Linked DNA regions of Mus musculus: all the other regions are linked to region 1. Evidence: chromatin loops called from intact Hi-C (ENCODE). Cell type or tissue: heart. All regions are shown on one strand.

Region 1 (8,000 bases):
CCTCATTTATGGGTGAGGACCAACAATGTCTAGGCAGATGATAAACGTTTTATTTAAGGTTGAGTAGATGCTAACACCAGACAATCTAAGACTTGGTTTTTAAATTTTTCATCTGTTGAGTGTTTGGAGAAGTTAGAGGTAAATACAAAATAAAGATATATTGTCTGCATTATGGAACTATCAAAACAGTAAGCAAAATATTCTAAAAAAAATTAAAAATTTATGCTGAAATTCACATCAACCTTAACTTTTATGGAACCCTATCAGCAACCCTTACTGTAAGAAATTTTTCTAAGGAATCCTTCACTGTTTTTTGCTATGTAATGTGAAGTGTTCACAAGCCACTTTCATCTAAATCTATTGTAGAACAAGTGAAAAATTAATTTCTAACCTGTAGACTGTTTATACTGATCCCTTAAAATAATTTGAACATATAGGGCATACTCCTGCTAGTGAAGAAAGCAAAATCTTTAGTCAAACAGAACTGGATTCAAGTCCAAAGTATTTTTTTTCCTATCATGTTTAAGCTTATCATTTTGTTCATTGTGTAGTGATCGAAAGCACATTGGAGCATAATTACCTTGCGTCCAATCCTGACTCTAACTCATGTGGGTTACCCTATGCTTCATCTGTACATCTTCATCTGTACAATGGAGATAACTGATACCAACCATGACAAAGTTACTGTGAGAATCAACTATCTGATTGTAGTTATAACTAACAATGATCCTGTCATTGAAGATTCCTCAACTAAGGAGTAACTTGATTTTTCAGACATAACAAAACTGGTTTTTTTTAAAATTCCCAAATTGATTCTAATAACTAACTGTAATTCCTTTATGTCTATCGAAAGACTGAAACCTTGTAATAAAGTAAATTGTCATAGCAGACAAGTCTGTTCAAGGCATTATGGAAATTTTCATATAGCACCAATACCAAAAGCAAGTCCAGTGCTGACTTACTACAGGGCCTGAGGTAATCCCACATGGAAAGAATGCTGCAATCTGTTATAAAGAGGTCAAGAACACAGCTATACTGTAGGAAGAAGACTTGGCATAAGGGCAAACAAAATTCCAGGCATTGAAACTTTGATTCTGGTAGAGCTTACAATCCACTCATTTTTTTTCCAGTCTAAGTTTCCCTGATTTACTAGTGGCTTTTTCTGAGTTTGCTTTTGTGGCTGGTCTTGAACTCCTAAGCCAAGTGCTAGGATTATAGGGACACACTATTACACCCATCATACCTTATCAAGACAGATCAAAGAAGGGGGAAATCCTAAAATGATCAGATGATAGTTTTAGTTACCTTTCACCCCTCAAGAAAATTCTAATTTAGGTCTATAGTAAGTAGACTGCAGGCTAGTAGTAAACACTCAGAAATCTTATGCCACATTGTAATTATGTTCCTAGAATACTTAACACATGTTTAACATATTAATACTTATTTTTGTTCACACATCCCTGTAAAATAGTTGCATAAGGAAACCAGAAAACCTAAGTCAGCACCCAAAGCAGAACTCCCCAAATCACAAGATCACACTTGCCAGCTTGAGATACACATTAAGACTTTGGCTTAAAAAGTTTCATATTGAGGCTGGAGAGACTGCTCAACAATCAGAGAGCACTGGCTGCTCTTTCGGAGGATCCAGGTTCAGTCCCCAGCACCCACAAAGCACCTCACAACTGTTCCAGGAAATCCGACACCCTTACAAAGACATATGTGTAGGCAAAATGCAAATATACAATTCACATGAAATAAAATAATTTTTAAAAAAAGTTTCCTATCAAGCCTCAGTTGGGGGCGCACACCTTTAATCCCAGCAATTGGAGGCAGAGGCAGGTGTACCTCTGAGTTTAAGGCCAGTCTCATCTACAGAGTTCCAGGACAGCCAGGACTACACAGAGAAACCCCGTCTCAAACAACAACAAAACATTTAATTTTTTTTTTTACTTCAGTTTTGTTGATGCCTAGCACACTAAGAATAAGCCATCCTCAGTCTTATCTTTACTGTGTGTGGTGGACGGTGAGGGGGGCAGGCAGGGATGTTGTCCTCAAACTTGATACTGACATACTTTTGAGGAGAAAATATCTTAACTTGATGGCAAATTTGGATCAGCTGGTTATGGAGTAACATTTCTCAAAACAATAAAACTTTAAGGCCGGGCGTGGTGGCGCACGCCTTTAATCCCAGTACTTGGGAGGCAGAGGCAGGCGGATTTCTGAGTTCGAAGCCAGCCTGGTCTACAAAGTGAGTTCCAGGACAGCTAGGGCTATACAGAGAAACCCTGTCTCGAAAAACCAAAAAAAAAAAAAAAAAAAAAAAAACTTTAAACTAGTCTAAACATTACTTCTTCCTACACCATACTTTACCACAGAAGCAATAGACAGAACAATATAACAATACACAGGTAGTTATTTTTAAGTTACGAAGTTTGGTTACTACATGTGTTATCTATTACCTCTTACTACCCATAAGCACTTTACCACAGAACACCACAGCTGTATATAGGTAGTTATTTTTAAGTCTGGAACGTGAGTAGAAATAAAGGCTAAACACTTTCTGAACTTTTCTAACACATAATGCAGTAGCAAAGAGCAATGTCTAACGTGTCTTTCAAGCAAGAAACATCTATCTCTTCCAGAGTTTAGTGAGTTTGCAAGAGCCTCCTAGTCATTTAGATGAAGGCATACTGCACAGAGCTGGGATTCTATTACTAGCTCAGGCACTTGGAATTTTATTAGAGGCACTGTACAACTCTAAGCTCCAATTGGCTCATCTCTAAAATGGACTTACAGGAATTTATTTTACTGAACCCTGGAAACCAACTTAAACTAGAACTAGTTCCCATGAAACAAATCTCTAATTCCTTAATGTAGTTACCTAAGTCCTCCATAAACTAACCAGCATCTACTTCAACCAAACTAGTGAATACTTCACTTTCTATGCACTTTCTCCCTTCTTGACCATAAACGCCTTGTGATCAGTTTTCTCATTGGTTGAGAAAATTCTGATCATTTCTAGAGCCCATTCAAAAGCCAACTCTGCACAGAACCTTCAACTATTCCTCTTACCCCTCCCCTAGGCCTGTAAGTCAAGTAAGTCACAAATTCTTCGTAAAGTACTTCCTTGGGGCTAGGATTAGGCTTCTAGGCCCAATGCTAAGCAATATCTAAGCCAAGACCACTCTTTTTTCTTTAAAGTCATTTAATGGTATGTGAACTAGGATAAATCTGGAAAAGGCAAAACCCAAAAAGATTTAAAAGAAAAAAAAAAGACACAATAAAACGGGGGACGGGGCTTGAAAAATTCTGAGATCCAAACCCAGTCAGTTTCACAGCCGGACCTTCCTGCTCACCTCGCCTGTAAAGGAAACTTTGGGACTCGGGCCCGAAAACTTTTCTCGAAAGGTGGTCACTTCCTGAGACTTAAAATATCTTCTCCTCTGGCTCTTTGGGTTCCTGTCTTAAGAAATAAGGCCTCGAGCGGGAAACGGGAGCGAGATATCCGCCCGGAAAAGGCAGCCTACAAAGTTTTAACCTCGGTGCTCCACCGGAACCGAGAGGGGCCTCGCAGGGCACCCTGACCCCTCAGCCGTGAGAGCCGAGGCGGCTATGTGTGTGAGGAAAGGAATGCCGGGGCGGCCGGGCAAACTAACTCGGCATTCAACCCCTTTCCGAGAGGACGGCTCAACACGCTCTCCATTCCGAAACGCCGATCACCGTGGGAGACAGGCCTCGCCGCCGCCCTGAGGAGAGCCGAGGGAGACCAAGTCTGAGGATCCAGAGTCCTCGCCGGCTCCACAGCTCCGGGACGCCTAGGCCGGGCTGCTCCACATGGCGGCCGGCTACAGCTAGGCCGCAGGCCCGGCTTCTCACACAGGTGTGGGTTCGGCTTCCTGCCTCAGTCCTTAGCCCTAACTCCAGCTCAGCCTCTCACCTCGTCCCCGGACATGGCTGTAGTTCGAGCGGGTTCGGCAGGGATGAAAAGTCAAACCGGTCGGCTTCACGGCCCGGAGTCAGCGTAGCTCCCACCGATACTTCTCACAGCACCGCACTAGGCTCTTGCATCAGCGAAAGGGAGCGACACCCCGCCCTCCTCTCAAACGTTGGAAGTGCGCCTGCGCAGAGCTCGCCAAAGCGCAGGCGTACAGTAAAGCCAACCTTACGTGCTTCTCGTGGCGCGAGTTATTCGGCGACTCCCCGGCGCCGGGCATACTGGGACTTGTAGTTTGGCTAGAAAAGACCGGCGCTTGTGCGCTTCGGGAGTTTCGAGGGCGTGCACGACTGTTTTAAACATGTCAGGATGTTCGGGTTCTTGTGCTGCTGGTTACCTAAGAGGTTCGAAAAGTGCTGTGTTGCTTGTAAAGTGAATTTGGGGCCATTTTTCAGGTTTAACTTAGTGGAAACCCTAATATGAACCCGTGGAGCTGAGTTCACGCTTTCCCCTAGAATCGGTCTAGTATTCGAGGAATGCACCTCAGTAGAAGCGTTTCACTTCGTGAGAAGTTTAACCTTCTAGCTTTTTACTTCAGAAGATTCTTCCCTGGTTTTCCATAGTTAGACCGAGGAACGAAGCCGTCCTCTGAGGAGAAACAGCCCAGCAAGCTACAGTCTGTCAGGAAGCTTCGAAATAGTCTTAACTAGCTCAATAAAGGGGCTATGTTGAGAAATGTGTAGAGTAGGTAATTAACTTGTTGACGAACTTCATACCATATAAGTAAAGACACTACAACGTCCTAGGCGATATAATCATCTGGGACTATTAATTATGTGTCCTTTTTTGACTAAAGCTTCCTTATATGGTACATGACTCCTTGTTTATGGAGTCTTTGCTAGACAATTCTGGATGTATCATCTATTTTCCCTGGGGAGATACAGCTGCCATTTAGGAAGGCCTCGGAGTATGCGCTTGTAGTTAAAAAACAAAACAACAAAAAAACACCTGTGTTTGTAACCACAGGGAACTGCAAAGCCCCACTGTTTGAAAGAATGCTCAGCTGGGGCGTCAGGTGATCCACTCAGGTGACTGAAGGGACTGCTCAAGTAAGTAGATGCTATCAGGAGATGAGAGTAATTATCAAGTTTTTAATGCTTCTTGCATAAAAAGAATCAAGTGAGGATTAATCTATGATTAGTGAAAAAAAGCCCTCACGTTAGAAGAGATGGGGAAAGTACTTAGTGATTTTTGTAGTTGGCAAAATGTTCTTCTTGATTGATTTTTGTATTCATACCTGATTACTGAGTTTGTCTTTGTTTTGGTCTACTGGAATTACAAAATGGTCTGTCTGAGCTGGGTGTGGTAGCACTTACCATCCTAGCTCTTGAGAAGTAGAGGCATGAATATCAGAATTTCATAACCAGCCTGGACTACATAAGATTTTATCTTTTTAAATTAATCAATTAATTGATTAATATACTTTACATCTTGACCACAGTTTCTTCTCCTCCCAGCCCCTACCCCCCATTCACTCATCCTCTATTTCTCTTCAGAAAGGGGAGGCCTTCCATTGATATCAACCTGCCCTGGCATGACTCGTTGCAGTAAGACCAGAGGCATCTTATCCTATTAAGGCTGGGTGAGGCAGCCCACCTAGCCTCTGGGAAAGGATCCCAGAGGCAGGCAACAGAGTCAGAGAAAACCTTGCTACGCTCTCTGGTCGAGTCAACTGGACAAGCCGAAAGGCTTAAAAGTCACTCATGAGGCAAAAGAGTTTCAAGGAAGCTCTCCTCCTGGAGTCTAGTGTTCTCTACCCATACATTAATTTTTCATTCCCGAGTTCCATTACCGCACTAGTCTAGAGTTGGATCCACGTGTGCTCTCTTTCAGTATTTTCCTATAAGTGCTCTGACATGGCTAAAGCCTTCCGCCAGTGTTCCAACAGTCCAAGGGCATCCTTGACCAAGATCAAGGGTTTAGAATTCAGCAAGATTGTAAAAGCTAAGTCACTCCCTTACACAGGAATTTACCATCACTTAAAAAGAAGGAAGTTTCAGACCAAAGGAGAAACCAGAATAGATACTATAGCAGAGTTACACCCATACACACGTATTTACAATGGCCTAAGGAGAAGGTAGACTATACAAGAGACTAAAATAGGAACTGTGGCAAGGACGGGAAGCCCTTGACCCTGGCTTCTAAGATTAATGAATTTTAGGTGGAGCCCTTGTTGATCCCAGCTGTTATCAATATATTCTATCCTGGGTGGTTCCGGTTAGACCTTTTGTGTTTGCATTCCTCTGTTTTATGTAAGATTCTGGTCACCTCAATTGTACCTTGCGAATATGTCACCCAACTTCCTTATTGTCCTCTGCATAAAAAGTCTGATGCTCGAGTTGTAAAATTACATTCAGATTCCACACAAACTCTCCTGCGTGTGTGTCTGTCTGTCATTCATCCAAGCTTTGCCCACCAGCGTCGAGAGACCCCGTTCCACGCAGACATAGGGACCCAGAAGGTCTGCAGCAAAACCTATTACTGTTGTTCGGAGTCCCACATGAAAACCAAACTACACAACTATAACATATGTGTAGAGGGACTAGGTCAGTTCTGTGGCAGGCTCCCTGGTTAGTGGTTCAGTCTCTGTGGCCCCTAGGGGCCCAAGTTAATTGATTCTGTAGGGTTTCTTGTGGTGTCCTTGACTATTCTGTCTCCTACAATCCTTCCTCCCCCTCTTCCACAGGATTCCCCAGGCTCTGCCTAAGGTTTGCCTGTGGGTCTCTGCATCTGTTTCCATAAGTTGCTGAATGAGGCCTCTCTGATGACAGTTATGCTAAGTTCCTGTCTGGGGTCCCTGGTGCTGGAGTGACCTCTAGGAAAGCAGCCAGAGTTGTGGGCCAGAATATGGATCCCGAGAGGATGGGGTGAGATCTTGTCTTAAACAACAACAACAACAAAATAAAGAAACAAACAAACCAGGCAGTAGTGGCTCTCTGAGTTTGAGGCCAGCCCAGTATACATAGTGAGTTCCAAGACAGCCAGGGCTACATAGAGAAATGCTGTCTCAGAAACAAAAACAAAAACAAAAGATGGCTTTAGTGTCTTCTTACTGATCGTTTTGCTGTACACTAAGTATAAACTTATTGTTGTGTTAGAATCTTGGCTCACCCTAAATATTAATTAAATTAAAACAATGTTCTATGAAATCACTTAGTTCGGGCACACACTAGATGAAAACATCAGCACAGCTGCCCACTACCCGAGGCTGTTCTCCTCATGCTCTGTAATCCTTAGTATGTTCTCTGCTTTAGGCCTGAAGACAACTGAGTTAACCCACAAATATTTAGAAATACTTCCTGCTGCACACCTGTCCCTAATCTAGGCAGAGCACATCCTTGCCTCCAAGGAACTTACAATTTAGCAAGAGAGATAGTTTATTAGCCCCATTGTCCAGATGAAGAAACTGCTTGTAGAGCATTGAAAGTGTATCCACAGTTAAATACAGACAACAGAAAAAGTGAACCCCTGACAGTTTGATACTGGTGGCTATTCTTTTACCTTGAGAATCTGAATTGCTGCCACCAAACCACAGTCGTCTGTAGCTACTAGCATCTATGCATAGCAGGATCTCTTACCAGCAACACTATTGGCAATTTGAACAAGACAACTCTGTTATAGGTTGATGTTCCCTGCATGGAGGCTATTCAGTACCTGGTCAATATCCAAAGATGCCAGGAGCATACTCCCTCCAGTCATGATATTACCTGATGTCTCAGGGGGCGGGGGGGGGGTGCGAGAGGCGGGAGGGGGGCTGGGATAAGCATCACCCCTGGTGGAGAACCAGTGATAGACACATCTTTTCTCTTCCTAGGTTATTGAGATCCAACAAATATCCCTGGCTAGTCCTCAACTTGCTGAGTGGACAGGTTTTGAAGAGGAGAGAATGAAGCTGTGGATGGAGTTTCAGCAAAGCCTGTTCATTCAGAAGATAAAGACTGAACAAATGGGAAAATAATGTAGAAATAAAAGGGAAAGTGACAGAAATGGAGAAAGGGAATTCACG
Region 2 (8,000 bases), 230 kb before region 1:
GACCTTCGGAAGAGCAGTCGGGTGCTCTTACCCACTGAGCCATCTCACCAGCCCTTTCTCGATTCTTAAAGTCAGCATTTCTTGGCTTGGCCTGGCTTCCTCTTCAAAGTCAGGAGGAGCGTCCTGCATACCAGTCCTCCTTGTAATTACACCATGTCTAACTGGATAATCCAGAATACTATTCCTCTCACAACCTTTAAGGGACACTCTGGGGATAGGTGTCTTTGGGAAGTTATTGTGGGGCACACTTCAAGGGGCTACTGCAATAGTCCAAGCAAGAGGTGATGGTGACCAGGCGTGGAGTGACAGCAGCGAAGCGCGTGACAAGTGTTGGGGTTCTGGATTGCTTTGAGGGCTGAGCCCACCGAATGTTCTAAAGGGTTGAATATGGACCATTCCTTCCATCCACTGGAGTGTAGTGGGGAGAGTATGGGTCATCTACTAGGCTAAGGTCATCTACTGGAGTCTGTGAGCCCATCCTGTGCCTCCACTTGGTTTACAGAGACTCAATTGAACCCACCATTGCTTTGGGAAGAGGTCCCCTCCAGCACACATCTCCCTCTCCCCCCTCAGGTTCTGCTGGGTCGGGTCTGGCCTATCCCCAACCTGACTCTCCAGGGAGGTAATTTCCAGCACCACCCTTTGAGATAAGGTCTCACTATGTAGTCGTGTGAAACCTAGAACTCACTCCGCAGACCAGGCTAGCCTCACACTCATGGAGAAACGACTGCCTCTGACTCCTGAGTGCTGGGATTAAGGATGTAAACAAGCATACCCAGCACAGTTCCCTGTGCTTTGGGTTCAATCGCTAGCACTGGAAATAATAAAGCAAAAAGATACCCAGCTGGGCATGGTGGTTCATGTCTGTCTATAATCCCAGCACTTGAGAGGTGAAGGCAGAAAGGTTGCCTTGAGTGTTCGTGCCCTGGTTCTTTCGTTCAGGGTAACCCATGTTCTGCTTATTTTCACGAGGCTTTAAGTAAGAAAGATTCTTTTATTATATGGGTGTTTTGCATGTGTGTATATATTTGTGCTACACGTGCATTTGGTGTCTGAGGAGGTCAGAGAGGGCGATGGCTCTCCCGGGGCTGGGGCTGCAGTTGTGAGTGCCACCGCATACATGGGTGCTGGGAACTGAGCCTGGCAGAGCAGCCAGAGAGCACTCCAGCCCTGTTTGTCACATGGCTTTTACGGAGGTGTTAGAAGTTAAGAAAGCTTTTCAAAAGGACCCGCACTTGACCCAAAGGCCAGAACAGTGAAGCCCAACTGGTGTCTAACCGATGTACTCTGTGAGTCTTGCCACGGCAGGCAAATCCTCAGGCAAGATGGCGGCAGCTGTCCGTGTGTCAGCGCGATGTACCCATATCCTAGGCAGACATCATGGATGTCTCAGTTTTTCTTCTCCTCCTCTTCTTCCTCCTCCGTCTTCATTTTCTTTTAGAGATCAAGACAGAATTTTGCTATGAAGGCCACACTAGCCTGGAACTCCAGGTTTCCTGTGTCAGCCACTATAGACAGACACTGCCCCTGGCTTTCAGCACCCTTTTAAAAACAAGAGTCCCGCAGAGGCAGGCGGATTTCTGAGTTCGAGGCCAGCCTGGTCTACAAAGTGAGCTCCAAGATGGCCAGGGCTATACAGAGAAACCCTGTCTCGAAAAAACCAAAAAACAACAACAACAAAACCAAGAGTCCCAATGTAGGTTCAAATTCTTCCCCAGAGACGGATGCCAATTGTGTGGTAAGAGTATTTAAGTTAAATTTGAGTTTTCTAATATAATCCCCCCAAACATGACTTTCTATACTCCTAGAGTGTCTTACTATTATTGTGACCAAAGCAACTCGGGGAGGAAATGGTTTACTGAGCTTATACTTCCATATCATTGATCATCATGAAAGCAGGTCAGAACTCAAACAGACAGGAGGTTTTTTCTTTTTCTTTCTTTCTTTCTTTCTTTCTTTCTTTCTTTCTTTTTTTTTTTTCAGTGCCAGAAATACAATTACATTCAGGAGGTTTTTTCAAGTCAGGGTTTCTCTGTATAGCCCTGGCTGTCCTGGAACTCAGTCTGTAGACTAGGCTGGCCTATAACTCAGAAATCTACCTGCCTCTGCCTTTGCCTCTGGGATTAAAGGCATGTGCCACCACATGGCAGCCCTCTTATCTCAGCCTTTCAAAAGATGTGAGATTATAGGCATGAATTGCCAAGTCCTGTTTAAAACACACATCTTTATTTGAGTGCCTGTAGTCAGCTGGGCCCTTTATATTCCTATCTCACTTACAAACTCTTTTAAGAGGACTTGTGACAATTTCAAATTTACAGCTTTGGAAAGCAAGAGGAAGTAAGTATCTAAATGAATATTCGAGGCTGATTTTGAAGCTTTGCTGTTGAATTACACTGCCAAGGTGGTTAGTCTATTTTAGGTTTCAGAAGGTCTCTTAGGTGAATAAAGAGAATGACAGCTCATCCAAGTAGAGAGAACTGACCGGTCTGGTAAAGTAAGCTAGTTAGACAGCCAGTTTCCTGGGCTTGATTCACTGACATATAAATTAGGAACAGCACAGATCCAACACTTCAGAGGCAGAGACAGGCCAGCCTCTGATCCTTAGGAACTTCAAGGCCAGCTTAGGCTACATGAAAGTCTGGTTCCAAAACAGACACACAAAATAGGAACAGCATTATCTGTTGTAAACTGCTTTAAGAATCAAATGTGATTATGATTGTAAAGTACTATGTTCCAGAGATCATAGAAAATGAGTGATGTTGTTATCACTATTACTTCCCGTGCTGTGAATTAGGTCCAGGGTTCTATCACGGACCAGCACAACGAACCCCTCTTTTTGTAATAGTTATTTCTTCTCTTCCTGGTCTTTCATCTCTACGGAACACATTCCAAAGAGACTACATTTTCCAGCATGCCACATTGCCCTTTGACCTCTGCGAGACTAAAAAGATGCGCCATAGTACGCCAGGAGCCGGAAAACTCAGACTCCCGGCTTGCAGCGCGCGGTCCTCCCTTAGACTCGAGGGGCTGCGGGCGCGTGGTGCTCTGGGAGCTGTAGTCAGCGGCGCGTTGCCCTGACGCCGGCCGGGCCCGGGCGTGGGGGCCTGTGGGAGGTGGCGCGGCCGGGCCCAGCTGCGGGGCGGAGGTGGAGGCGAGGCCTGCGGCTGCGGGGAGCGGCAGGCCGGGAGTGGGCGCGGGAGCCGAGCCGAGCCGAGCCGAGCCGAGCCGGAGTGGGCGCCGGAGGCCGGCGCGGCGAGCAGCAACCATGTCGGTGTTCGGGAAGCTGTTCGGGGCTGGAGGGGGTAAGGCGGGCAAGGGCGGCCCGACCCCCCAGGAGGCCATCCAGCGGCTTCGGGACACGGAGGAGATGTTAAGCAAGAAGCAGGAGTTCCTGGAGAAGAAAATCGAACAGGAGCTGACGGCTGCCAAGAAGCACGGCACCAAAAATAAACGCGGTGAGACGGCTGGGGCCCCATCAGACTCTCCACTGGCTCTCCTAAGGCTCCCCAGGCCCGGACTCCACTTTGTCTAACTCGTTTCGGGGTCTCTCTCGACTCTGGAACTCTCCGGCCAGACTTCTTTCGTTGTCCAGCCGAGCCGGGGATCCCTTTCCATCTGACTCCTTCTGGGTCTCCTTGAGCCGGTTCACTTGCATCATCAGACTCCCTTCAAACTCTCCCTACCCTGGCAGGCCTCTTCTGACCCAGATCTCACAGCACTTTAACTTTGCTCAGTCTGTTCCACTCTGTTCCATTGTATTCTTTTCTCTTTGGCCTCACCCATCTTCCCAGCCACTGCCTCTACCCCCACCTTGGTTCATTTCTTTGCCCCACCCTATCATTTATGTGTTTCTTGGTCCACCTCTGTCCTCTCCTGAGCCCTTGGTGACGTCTGAGCTGCCTTCTGCCCCTGACTTAGGAGTCTTCTTGAGAAGCTTCCTTTATGGAGAAAAAAGAGAACTGGGGAGTGAAGAGACCCTCTGGGACCCGCTCTGTCTGTTCACTTGTTGAGTGTACTTGTTAAGTTTTGAGTTCCACATCCACCGGCTAGGAGCTGGCCACTGGAAGACCTAAGATGTCGATAACCCTGTGATTCTCAGAGCTTCCGTGTTGTAAGCCTTACCCTCTTGTGACTCACCACTTCCCCGTTCCTCCTGAACCAGAAATGACGAGGACTCTGCCTCTGTTGACCCAGTCCTGTTGTTGATTGGAACTTGAAAGCTTCTTTGCTTCCTGTCTAGGAATCGAAACTGTCTAGGAAGTACCTTGTAGTTTTCTTCAGTGAGATGGATGTGAAAATGTGTGAATGACTGTAAAGAAAGTCAAAATGCTCATGTGTGTTTTTGTTACAACAATGTGAGCATGAATCATAGCGTGACAGGTCACCCCTTGAGAGTGGGCCGAAGTTGAGAGATAGAGAGAGGTGGGGGGGGGGGGCTGGCTTAGGAATCATGCAAACAAGTATTTAACCCAGAAGGTTACCAGGGAAATTTCTTCCGGGACTGTGACCTTTAGTGGATTTATCCTCCTAAGAGTGTTTATAATATCCAGTACTAGTAGGGGCTTAACTAACATGGGAAACATTAGCTTGTTTTGTATCACAATGATAACCTATCTTGAGGGCTGCTCCTCTGCCAATATCATAGCAAACATTGAGGGAATTCTGAGTACCCAGGACATCCAGTCTGATTCATAGAGGGATATCAAACAATGTCTGCTTTAAAGAAAAGGTACTAGCCGTGCATGTCCCTGAAAGCCTGTAAGCTCAGACCTGGGAGGTGGAGGCAGGAGGGCCAAGGTCATCCGTGTTTACAGAGCAGTCTGAAGGCCCAGATGGCCAACAAGAGAGATACTGTCTCAAAAAGGAAGATGGTGGGGGTAGGGGAGACACTACATGAAGAAACTAACCAATTTGGAGATGTTAGTGATGAGCACTAATTACGACTAAGAAGTGGGGTCATAGTGATAGAGTAGGGTGCTGTCTTGGTAGGATGGTCAGGGTAACATCTTTGAAAAGTTCAAGTTTGAACTGCGGCCTTTTGAAGTACCCAGCTTTGGGGGGATTTTTCTTGGTTGGGAGAATAGCAGAGGAATGGCTGGGAAGTTGGCCTGCTTTAAGAGGTTGAAAGATCTCTGTATCTTTCTAGTGGTTGAAGGGAGAGTGGGGGAAGCGAAGGGAGGGGTGGGCCTTGAATTGCTAACATCAGAGTTTGAATTCTAAGTGGATGGAAAGCTTTTGAAGGGTGTTCTGAAGCCAGTCCTAATCACTGGTTAGAGTTTTAAGCATCTGGCTGTGTCTGGAGAGTGGGAAGGGCATGTAGGGAAGGTGCAGGCATCCATCTGTGGACCGGACACCAGTTAGAGCTGTGGAGAAGAACGGACGGGGCTGTGTTCTCTAATCAGCCCTTTTCTCTGACAGCTCTGCCTTAATCAGGACCCTCTTTTCACCAGTGGTAATTAGAGTCCTGGATTTTGCCAGTCTGCATGTTGGAGGTTTGTTTCCTCACTGTGGAGTGGAGGAGGGTTGTCAATATGCATCCTCTCCTGCCTCCCAGACGCCGAGCACACTGCCCTCCTGCCATACAGTGAGATCAGTAACTCAGGTCCCTGGCCAGGCTAGCTTAGTTTCTGCAGTTGTATAGGGGACCGAACTGGCTTTCCACACGCTTGTAGAGAGACTGGAGAAGTGACTCAGTTGTAGGAAAATTGTTGAACTTTCTCTGTCTTTTTGAGTTTGCCTGTGAGGACAGGAGCTGCTGCAAGCTTCCCTTCTTTTTATTGTTTTGAGGTCTGATGTATTCTTGTCCTAGGACCTAACCACTTCCTTAGACAGTGCTGTGAGGTTTTACTACCACCATGTGCACACCATTCATATCTTGACCTACTGCTGGCTGGGACTCTGAATGTCAGAAATGAGAAAACACTGCCTGTCTTCCTGGAAGAAGTCAGGATTGGAAATGTGGGGGTGGGAAGGGCCAGGAGTAATTTTAGAAGTCAGTGGTGAAGTGTGTTTAGATGGTTGAGGTTACAGGGAGAGGTTCTTTTTTTTTCTTTTTTCTTTTTTTTTTTTTTTTTTTTTTTTGGGTTTTCGAGACAGGGTTTCTCTGTGTAGCCCTGGCTGTCCTGGAACTCGCTCTGTAGACCAGGCTGCCCTCGAACTCAGAAATCCGCCTGCCTCTGCCTCCCAAGTGCTGGGATTAAAGGTGTGCGCCACCACCGCCCTGCAGGGAGAGGTTCTCGTTTGAAGGGGAGGGAGGGAGGGAGGGAGGGGGGAGGGAGGGAGGGAGGGAGGGAGGGAGGGAGGGAGGGAGGGAGGGAGGGAGGCTCTGCAGAGGAAGGAGATTGAGGGAGGTCAGAGGGTTTAGTGTATTCCGGAGCAGCTTAAGGGCCTCCTAGCTGGAGTCTGGGACTGGACAGGCTATAGGTTACCTTGGAGACTGGCTGGTAGCCTTGGGATCTTATCCAGGAGATGCCGAGGAGCCTTTGGTGCTTTTATAGGAGAAGATCTTATCTACTTGGGTTTTTAAAGAACATTCCAGCAGCAGTGTAACTAAGGTGTGTAAACTGACCAGGGAGGGACGGAAGCAGGAATCTCATAACAAAGACAGAATCTTACAGACCAGAGCTTGAGCTGTAGCTTCCTCCTGACTGTGTGCTCAGGCAGGTTATTCTGTGCCTTTCCCCGCTCTGTACGTCCTAGCATCAGCAGTACAGGATGAGGTATGCTGTGCATGCAAAGTTCTTAGCACAAAGCTTGCCATATGGTAAGAGATCAGCCCTTGCTCGACATTATCGTTACACAGGTGCCAGCAGGTGGGAATAAAGGCCCAGCACAGACACATGGAAATGGACAAAGAAATACACACCCAAGAAGAGACTTGGTGATAACCTGGGATTATTGGAGTGAGCAGGACTGAGACAGGAGGAAGATCATTTCCAGGCTTTTAGCTGGGGCAGCGGGCAGCTGGGTATGGTGATGCACAGGTCAAGTCTGCATGTGATACTAGGATAATCCTTTGACGTTTGTAAAGTGCTTTCTCCTGAGCGTTACAGCATCCACAGCGCCTGTGGCTCCACGAGGTGGGATTTTACAGACATGTCATGGCTGTATCCCCAGCAGCGTCTGCATTACAGTTAATGCTCAGTGGGTATTTAGATACGGATGAGTATTGTGTAACTATATCCAGACTTGGGGCTGGAGAGATGGCTCATGGTAAAGTACCTGCCACACAAGCATGAGGATCTGAGCTCGATCCCCAGCGCCCATGAGAAGGGGCAGCAGTGTACCCAGCTGTCACCCAGCTGGGGTAAGGCAGAGACAAGCAGAGCCCATAGTTTAGTGGCCAGTCAGCTTTTCTGAATTTTAGAGCTCCAGATTCAGCGAGTGATCCTGTCTCCAAAATAAGGTGATTAACAGAAGCTATTCAACTTTGACCTTTCAACCTTGACCTAGCATCTATATACATGTACATATATGTATTCATACAACTACACACAGGCACACACAAAAGAAGGTGTATTTATTTGTCCCAGTGTAGAGGGAGGAAAGTGAGGGTTATAAAGCGATGTATCTTATCTCAGAGACTTGTTGATCAAGTGATCAGAGACATCATGTGTTCTGTTTACTTCTGTGATTGCCATGGGCCTTATCATGGCTGACATTGTCCCTCCACATACCCCTTGTGTGCAAGCCCCGTATGGGGCTGAGAAGGGAAGAATTGAGTCAGCACCATAGTCTGCCCATCAGAATATGGATCCAAGTTCAGAAGCTGTCTTGGTGGTATACACATTACAAAGCTGGTGCCCTGCCCTTTGCAAGGCCAGCATGCAAGCCAGATGGGATTATTTGCAGTGTGTCTCAGGTAGTAGCTCCAGTTAGATGAGAAGAGGGTCACATGTTTTTTCCAAGTTCCTTTACCTTTAAGCTATATATTCATTCTTATGTTCTCTGGTCGTAGTCTCCCTGCTCAGAGCTGAGAATCAGGTATGACCAGGATGTGG
Region 3 (8,000 bases), 91 kb before region 1:
GTGTGTTTTTTTGAGTCAGGGTCCCTGTAGCTCTGATTGTCCTAGAGCTCGCTAGGCAGAGCAAACTGGCCTTGAGATCAACCTGCCTCTCTGCCTCTCCATGATAGGATTAGCGTGTGTGCCTGGCTCCCAAGGAGGCATTTTTGCAGTTTTAGCCTTATGAGATAGGTACCCCTACTGTGGACACCCGGCCCTTGAAATGACATCTAAATGAATAGTTCAGTTTGTCAAGCCAAAATGATTGCTCTACTCCAAATAAATATTCTCTTTTAAAAAGCCAAGTTTAGCAGCTTAATGTTTTTGGCCAGTTTTTCTTCATTCTGGAGGCATTTATCTGGTATTTAGCTATCTCCTGTTTATTAAAGATTTCAGTAAGCCTAGTTAAAGGCAATGTTTGCATGGTTTCTCTTGATCTGTTTGTCTAGTTTGATTTGAAATTCTTTGTGCCAGTGAAAGCAATCCTAGCAGTAGAATTTCTGTAACTCATTTTTGTAAGTCTAGATTTTCTTTGTGTTAGATTTGATCATGCTATACTGAGAAGTCATATGTTGCTGTTCCCACAGACCATTTTCAGGCTTTTGGACTTTGTTCTTCTAAATAGCAGTAAGCTACCCCTAAGAAATGGTGCTGCCAATATAATAATGAGGGCTGTGCATGAATCAGTGGAACATAAGATTAATTTTTCTTAAAACCCTAACGTCTCACCTTAAATTGGCTCTTCACACCAATTGAAATAGCCCTTTCTATAGTTAGGGTCATGAATAGGGGTACTGTGCTATGTTGGTGATGTAATATGATTATGTTTGGAAATTCCAACAGCTTATCTTCTACTCCTAAGCTCATCTAGTCATTGCAGCAATTTTGTGTACCTACTATGTGTTCTCCTAGTAGTTAAGCAAAACATAGCCCCGTGTGGTGGCACACGCCTTTAATCCCAGCACTCGGGAGGCAGAGGCAGGCAGATTTCTGAGTTCGAGGCCATCCTGGTCTACAGAGTGAGTTCCAGGACAGCCAGGGCTACACAGAGAAACCCTATCTCGAAAAACAAAAAAACAAAAAACAAAATTAAGGAAGACATGACCTTATCTGCAGTTATTTTTCCATTCTGAAGGGGTAAGTAAGACAAATCAGGGATGGTTAGATGGCACATGGGGTAAAGAAATTTATTTGCTGCTAAGCCTGACGACCTGGAGTTTGATTCCTGGGAACCACATGTAGAACAGCCAACTCCTACAAGTTGTCCTTTGACCGCTACATGGCCATTATGATGAGAACATTAGGCAAATACTCTATAAATACAACTAAAACAACAGTGACAATTTGTATCCCATTCTTCCCTTTGCTTCTCTGGCCCAGATACCTGAGGTGTAAATTCAGATGGGAAATAGCATAATTGATGGGTAACGTCACTAGATAATGAAGTTTGATTCTCTGATTTCTAGTGTATTGATTTGTTTTTGGTATTTTCCTTTTTCTTTTTTTTCTGCCTATTATCTAGCTAGGTTGCTTACCTTTCATATCCAATGTGTCCATATCTTATGAGCCTAGTCCCTGGCCTGTGAAGTCAAGAACATTAAGATAGGGGAGAACACTGACCTTGTTGAGGGTCCAGATATCTGCCTAGCATCTTCTGTAGTTCTAGTATCAGTTCTTAGCCTGGCTTCCAGAAAGATTTGGTGTTGTCTAGTTTTGATTTAAGAATAAGGAGAAATAAATATCATATTAAATTATTACATTCTTTTGGTATAAAATAGGACTTTTATTTGTAATACAGTTATTTTGAGTTATGTTTTTGTAATTTATTAATTGTGATTAAATTGTGATTCTCAAAGGTCATCATTGTGACTGCCTTCTTTGACTGCTTTGCTGCATGGAGTCTTAGAAAATGGAAGTAGAATTAGAGGAAACATGAAGGTTCTAATGGTGAAGAACTCTTTTTTTTCATTAATTTATTACATCCTGATCACAGCCCTCCCTCTTGGTTCACCCCACAGAGCCGCTCCCCTTTCCTACTCCTCTGAGAAGTGGGGGGCTCTTGGGTATCCCCCTCCTGGGTATCACCCCACCTTGGCATATCAAATCACTCCAGGAGCAGATCCATCCTCTCCCACTGAGGCTAGACAAGGCAGCCCTTTTAGGGGAATGAGATTCACAGCTTCAGAGACAGGGGGACCCACATGAAGACCAAGCTGTGCGCATCTGCTACATATGTGCAGAGGGCTTAAGTCCCATGCTTGCTCTTTGGTTGGAGGTTCAGTCTCTGGGACCCCCCAAGGGTCCAGGTTAGTTGACTCCTTTGGTCTTTCTATGGAGTCCCTGTCCTCTTTGGGTCCATCAATCCTTTTCCCCAGCTCTTCACCCAGCTCTTCCACAAGAGCTTGGCCTTGTTTGGCCTTGGGTCTCTGCATCTGTTTCCATTGGCTGCTGGGTGAAGCTCTCATTCAGAGTATCATTAATATTGTCAGGGATTGGCTCTTACCCATGGGATGGGTCTCAAGTTGGGCCAGTCATTGGCTGGCCATTCTCTCTGTCTCTGCTCCATCTTTGTTCTTTTACGTCTTGTGGGCAGGACACATTTGGGTTAAAGATTTTGTGGGTGGGTTGGTGTCCTATGTGGGAGTCCTACCTGGCTACAGGAGGTGGCCACTTCAGACTCTGTATCCCCCACTGCTAGGATTCTCAGCTAGAGTCTCTGGGGCCTCCCCCAGTCCTAGGTCTCTGGAATGCAAGTCCTAAAGATTGCCCCCCCCCCAATTTTCTTCCTATTTGCTCTCTACACCTGATCCCATTAAAACCCCCCCCTTTTTTTTTCTTTTTTTTTTTTTCTCGAGACAGGGTTTCGCTGTATAGCACTGGCTGTCCTGGAACTCACTTTGTAGACCAGGCTGGCCTCGAACTCAGAAATCTGCCTGCCTCTGCCCCCCCCCCCCAGATTAAAGGCGTGCGCCACCACGCCCTGCTATAACCCCTATCTCTTTTTTCTTTTCTTTTCTTTTTTTTTTTTTTTTTAATATGTAAGTACACTGTAGCTCTCTTCAGACACACCAGAAGAGGGCGTCAGATCTCGTTACGGATGGTTGTGAGCCACCATGTGGTTGCTGGGATTTGAACTCCGGACCTTTGGAAGAGTAGTCGGGTGCTCTTACCCACTGAGCCATCTCGCCAGCCCTAACCCCTATCTCTTAAGGGAGAAAAGTTGCTTAGGTTGGTGGATTATGGCAATGGTTTCTTCCAGCAATTTAGCATTGCCTGAGGGGTCTAAAAGAATAAGTTGGTTCTTGAGATGGCTCAGTGGGTAACTATATAGACCTGGCATCCTGAATGCATCACCATCAAAGGAGAGAACCAGCTCCTAGACCTTACTCCCTCTCCCTCTCCACCTCTCTCATAATTAATGGGACTGGAGAGATGACTCAGTGGTTAAGAACATTTGCTGTTGTTCCAGAGGACTCCAGTTTGATTTTCACCATCTACATGTGGGTCACAGCTGTCTGTAACTCTAGTTTCAGGGAATTCAATGCTCTGTGGGCACCAGGCACAAAAGTGATATAGATTGAAAAACCAAAAAAAAAAAAAAAAAAAGTGGTATAGAAACAAACATGCAGGGGCTGGTGAGATGGCTCAGTGGGTAAGAGCACCCGACTGCTCTTCCAAAGGTCCCGAGTTCAAATCCCAGCAACCACATGGTGGCTCACAACCATCCATAACGAGATCTGACTCCCTCTTCTGGAGTGTCTGAAGACAGCTACAGTGTACTTACATATAATAAATAAATAAATAAATAAATCTTTAAAAAAAAAAAAAGAAACAGAAACAAACATGCAGGTAAAATACTCATACACATAAAATACGATAATAAAATAATTAAAAAATAAATCTTTAAAAATACTTTTTAAAAAATATTAAGAAGGTTGAAGCATGTTTTTAAGGTTAGAGATAATGTTGAAGGCAGTGAATTGGAGACCACCAAGGCATTTTCTGGTTCTAAGTGACCTATAAATGTCTTTGTCTTTGGAGGAGATAAAAATGCTGAGAATGAGGTAGTTTCCTATCTTTGACAACTAAACTTGGGACAAGAAGGTTTACTCTATTTATATGGCACTAATAAACTGGAGAAATAATTTTTCTCACTGAAATTCCATTTTCTCATAAGGTGGGTGTTAATATTCTATAGCTGTTTCCCTTACTGTGTAAGGAAAATGAGGGGGTGCTGGAGAGATGGCTTAGAGGTTAAGAGCACTCACTGACTGCTCTTCTTCCAGAGGTCCTGAGTTCAATTCCCAGCAACCACGTGGTAGCTTACAACCATCTGCAATGGGGCCTGATGTCCTCTTCTGGAGTGTCTGAAGAGAGCAATGGTGTACACATTAAATACATTAAATAAATAAATAAATAAATAAATCTTTTAAAAAAGAAAAAAGTCAGGTAGTGGTGGTGCATGCCTTTAATCCCAGCACTTGGGAGGCAGAGGCAGGGGAATTTCTGAGTTGGAGACCAGACAGACTGTCTACAGAGTGAGTTCCAGGATAGCCAGGGTTACACAGAGAAAAAAAAAAAAAAAAAAAAACCCTGTCTCAAAAAACCAAAACACACCAAAAAAAAAGAAAAGAAAAAAGAAAAAAAAAAAGAGGTAATGTATTAAAATTAAAAGTACAACATAAAGTAAAATGGTAAGTCGATGAGGCATTGTCAGAAGGAATAGGTAAGTGGCAGGGCTTCCATAGGGAGGGATCTCTTTGGGCTGTAGTTATCTGAGACAGCAAGAGTAGTCTGAACTGGTCTAAAATCAGGAGAAATCACTTAAATATCTGAGTTGGGTTGGTCTTGTATAAGGATAGTGAATGTTGTTTGTCTTTGTCCTCATTTCTAATATTCTGTCTATGATTAGAAGTGATTAAATGCCAGTATTTCTGTTTCTGGACTATATTACCCAGACTTATCTAGAAGCAACACTCATACATTTTCTTTGTCAGTTAAAGTAAATTAATCCTTCCCCCTTCTACTTTTCATAGAAGAGAGATAGATGATGGTTTGTATGATGGGAACCTTGAGTAGAGAGACAGATGAATGACCAGAGTAGCATCCATGTTCCTGGTAATGATTAGCAGGAGGGAAGTAGGAGGGATCTGTTAGGTTAGTTAGGTTTCTGGTGCTGTGATAAACCATCATGACCAAAAGCGGCTTGGGGAGGAAAGGGTTTATTTCATTTTACAGTTTCTGGTCCATCATCCAGGGAAGTCAGAGGCCACAGAGGAATTTCCTGGCTTGTACCCATGGCTCACTTGGCCTCCTTTCTTTTCTCTTTTTTTCTTATAAAATAAATAAATTTAGAATTATTTGATGTGTATGAATGTTTTGCCTGCATGTATGTATGTGCACTGTGTGTGTGCATGGAGGTCAAAAGAGAGTGAAGAGTTTCTTGGATGTGGAGTTACAGATGTTTGTGGACCACCAAGTGGGTGCTGGGAACTAAGCCCAGATGTCTGCAAGAGTAACAAGTGCTTTTTTGTTTCTTTTTTAAAGATTTGTTTATTTTATGTGTGAGTATACTGTTCCTGTCTTCAGACACACCAGAAAAAGATCAGATTTCATTGCAGATGGTTATAAGCCACCATGTGGTTGTTGGGAATTGAACTTTGGAAGAGCAGCCTTTAACCGCTGAGCTTTCTCTCCAGTGTCAAACCTGTTTTTTTTTCCCTTTTTTCTTTTTTTAAAGAGTTATTTATTTATTTTATCTATATGAATACACCATAGCTGTCTTCTGACGCACTCAGACGATGGTATTGGATCCCATTACAGGTGGTTGTGAGCCACCATGTGGTTGCTGGGAATTGAACTCAAGACCTGTGGAAGAGCAGCTAGTACTTTTAACTGCTGAGCCATCTCTTCAACCCCCTCAAGCCTGTTTTCTTATCTATCCAGGACCACCTGCACAGGGGTGATATCACTCCTAGTGAGCTAGGTCCTCCTACATCAATCATTGCCTGTAGGTCAGTCTATGGAGCTGTTCTTTTAATTGAGATTTTCTTCCCATGTACCTAGAGAGCTTGTTTGTTTTTTCTTAAAGCAGAAGAGATGGGAAACACCGAGATCCCATCTGTCTTCACCCTATTTTCTTAGGGGAAAGCGACCATTTCTTTGTTAGCTTTTATCCTGCCAGTGGAACCTTGCTGGGCGTTTTTTACCAAAGCACTTTGAAGGCTGCCGTGAACGAAGGCTGCCGTGAACGTAGATCATGTCTTAGAACCTTTTTTCTTTGTTCTATGAGCAAATATTAGAAAATGTACCTTAAATTACCTGGCTGAGAAAAAAGATAGCCCTGGCTGCTCCCTAATGTTAAATAGTACTCAGCTCTTGATTCTGTGTCTGTAGGGCATTTCTAAAGGATCAAGGGGTTTTGGAGTTTCCACTAGAGACATTAACCAGAGGGATATTAGGCTCCTGGTCAGTTTGAATATTTGTTAAAAAAAAAAAAATCTGACCTGGGTACTGAATCTGTCTTCATTTTAATAGCTGCAGTGAATTGTGTGCCCATTTTGTAATGATGCCATACTTAATACCGTGTATTTGTGCTCACAGAGGTGATAAGTTATGGGCTGACCCCTTCAAAATCTCTTTTAGTTCTACCTCAGCCCTATGAAAGTATTTTCTGTTGAGTCCTGTTGAGGTGGTGGTAGTAATGGTATGTTCTGTGATCATAAATATAGTTGGGAGACTTCTTAAATAAAAACCAAATGTTTTTCTAGCAATAAATCTTCCTGGGATTCACTTACTATTTCATGGGTAACTGATTTTTTTCTCTTGTTGGATAGAGGTGTTTTTGCTTTTGTGGAAATATTTTAAAACTCCAGAGGCAGTAGAATAATGGAGTACCATCTTGTTTCATGGGCAGCAAACATTTATGTGGGACTATTCACTCCAGTGTTATCTAATGAAGGCAGTTTTGCTCTTTTGCAAATAAAAGAAAATTTTAGTTGTGAACTTTGGAGATGCAGCCCTTTTAAGAGAAAACAGTTCTTTTTAACATTGGAGACAACCAGATGCTTTCTATTCTAGATCTCTTCAGAGTATTTTATTCTCTAGATCAGAGATTAAAAACTGGCATCCTACTTGTTAGACTCTGAATACATGTTGTCTTTGCTTTTTTTTTTCTTTTCTTGAGTTAGACCCTGAGATAACCCCGGTGTGCATTATAAGAGTGACAAATGTGAACGAAGATTTATTTTTGGTTAGTGTACAAAGTAACAGGTTTCATTAATTCACTTTCATACATATATTGCAGTTTGTTCTTATCCCACTTCCCTACTGCCCTTCTTTATGCTCCCTGCCCTTTTCTTACCGGTCCCACCCTTCCCCTAAAGTCTCCCATTTCTGCTTTCTCCCCTGTTCCTTTCTTCTCCAGTCTCTTACAGAAAGATCTCTCTCTCCCCTGCCACACACACCCTACAATATACATACAAGGTAAAATGTGGTTATTTGAGTCTTGTTTATTTCTCCAAACATAATAGTTTTCAGTTGTAGCCATTTTATTGCAAATGCCATGATTTTACTTTTCTTTGTGGTTGAATAAAATTTCATTGTGTATAAGGAGTACATTTTCTTTATACATTCATCTATCAGTGGCTGGTTCCATTTCCTGGCTATTTTTAGTAGTGCACAATAAACATGGATGTTCAAGTACCTTTGTAGTATGTGACTTAGAGTCCTTTGAGTGTACATCCAGTATATAGGCCACATGATAGTTCTATTTTAGGCCCCCCCCCCTTTTTCTTTCTTGGAACTGCCACACTGTAGTATAAGTGGCTGCACCAGACTACAGTCTCACCAGCAGGAGTTTCTCCCCAGATCCTCCTTCGAGCTTGTACTTTGTTTCTCTGATGGCTAAGAATAGTCACTATTTTTTCAGATATTCACGGGTCATTTGTATTTGAGAACTGTCTAATCAGTTTACTGGGTATGAGGGTGAGTGTACATCCTAGGCCAGGGTGCTGGGGATGCCT

Evidence for each region. A loop is a pair of places that touch in the nucleus more often than their neighbours do. Peaks named below come from ENCODE experiments on the same cell type or tissue, not always from the same donor. Only the 100,000 strongest peaks of a DNase experiment are listed, where the experiment ranks them.
Region 2: it touches region 1 in a loop (9-fold over the local background); 6 of 42 quality-filtered maps call a loop at or near these places.
Region 3: it touches region 1 in a loop (1.8-fold over the local background); 6 of 42 quality-filtered maps call a loop at or near these places.

Annotation. Positions count from the first base shown.
Region 1 is chr2:154,888,753-154,896,752 of GRCm38, forward strand. Eif2s2 (eukaryotic translation initiation factor 2, subunit 2 (beta)) reads right to left here and starts at 4,154. Exons shown (of 9, transcript NM_026030.2): 1 at 3,938-4,154. The coding sequence starts at 3,952. In heart, a CTCF peak has its summit at 3,906; a DNase peak (open chromatin) is centred at 4,139; H3K4me3 peaks cover 2,637 bases; H3K27ac peaks cover 1,934 bases; H3K27me3 peaks cover 422 bases.
Region 2 is chr2:154,653,917-154,661,916 of GRCm38, forward strand. It overlaps Chmp4b (charged multivesicular body protein 4B), which reads left to right and starts at 3,110. Exons shown (of 5, transcript NM_029362.3): 1 at 3,110-3,455. The coding sequence starts at 3,266. In heart, no CTCF peak of the experiment used is centred here; DNase peaks (open chromatin) are centred at 3,025 and 4,155; H3K4me3 peaks cover 3,254 bases; H3K27ac peaks cover 3,395 bases.
Region 3 is chr2:154,798,108-154,806,107 of GRCm38, forward strand. All of the region lies in intron 1 of Raly (hnRNP-associated with lethal yellow), which reads left to right. Among named protein-coding and RNA genes, the nearest start is that of Raly, 11 kb to the left of the region's middle. In heart, no CTCF peak of the experiment used is centred here; no DNase peak of the experiment used is centred here.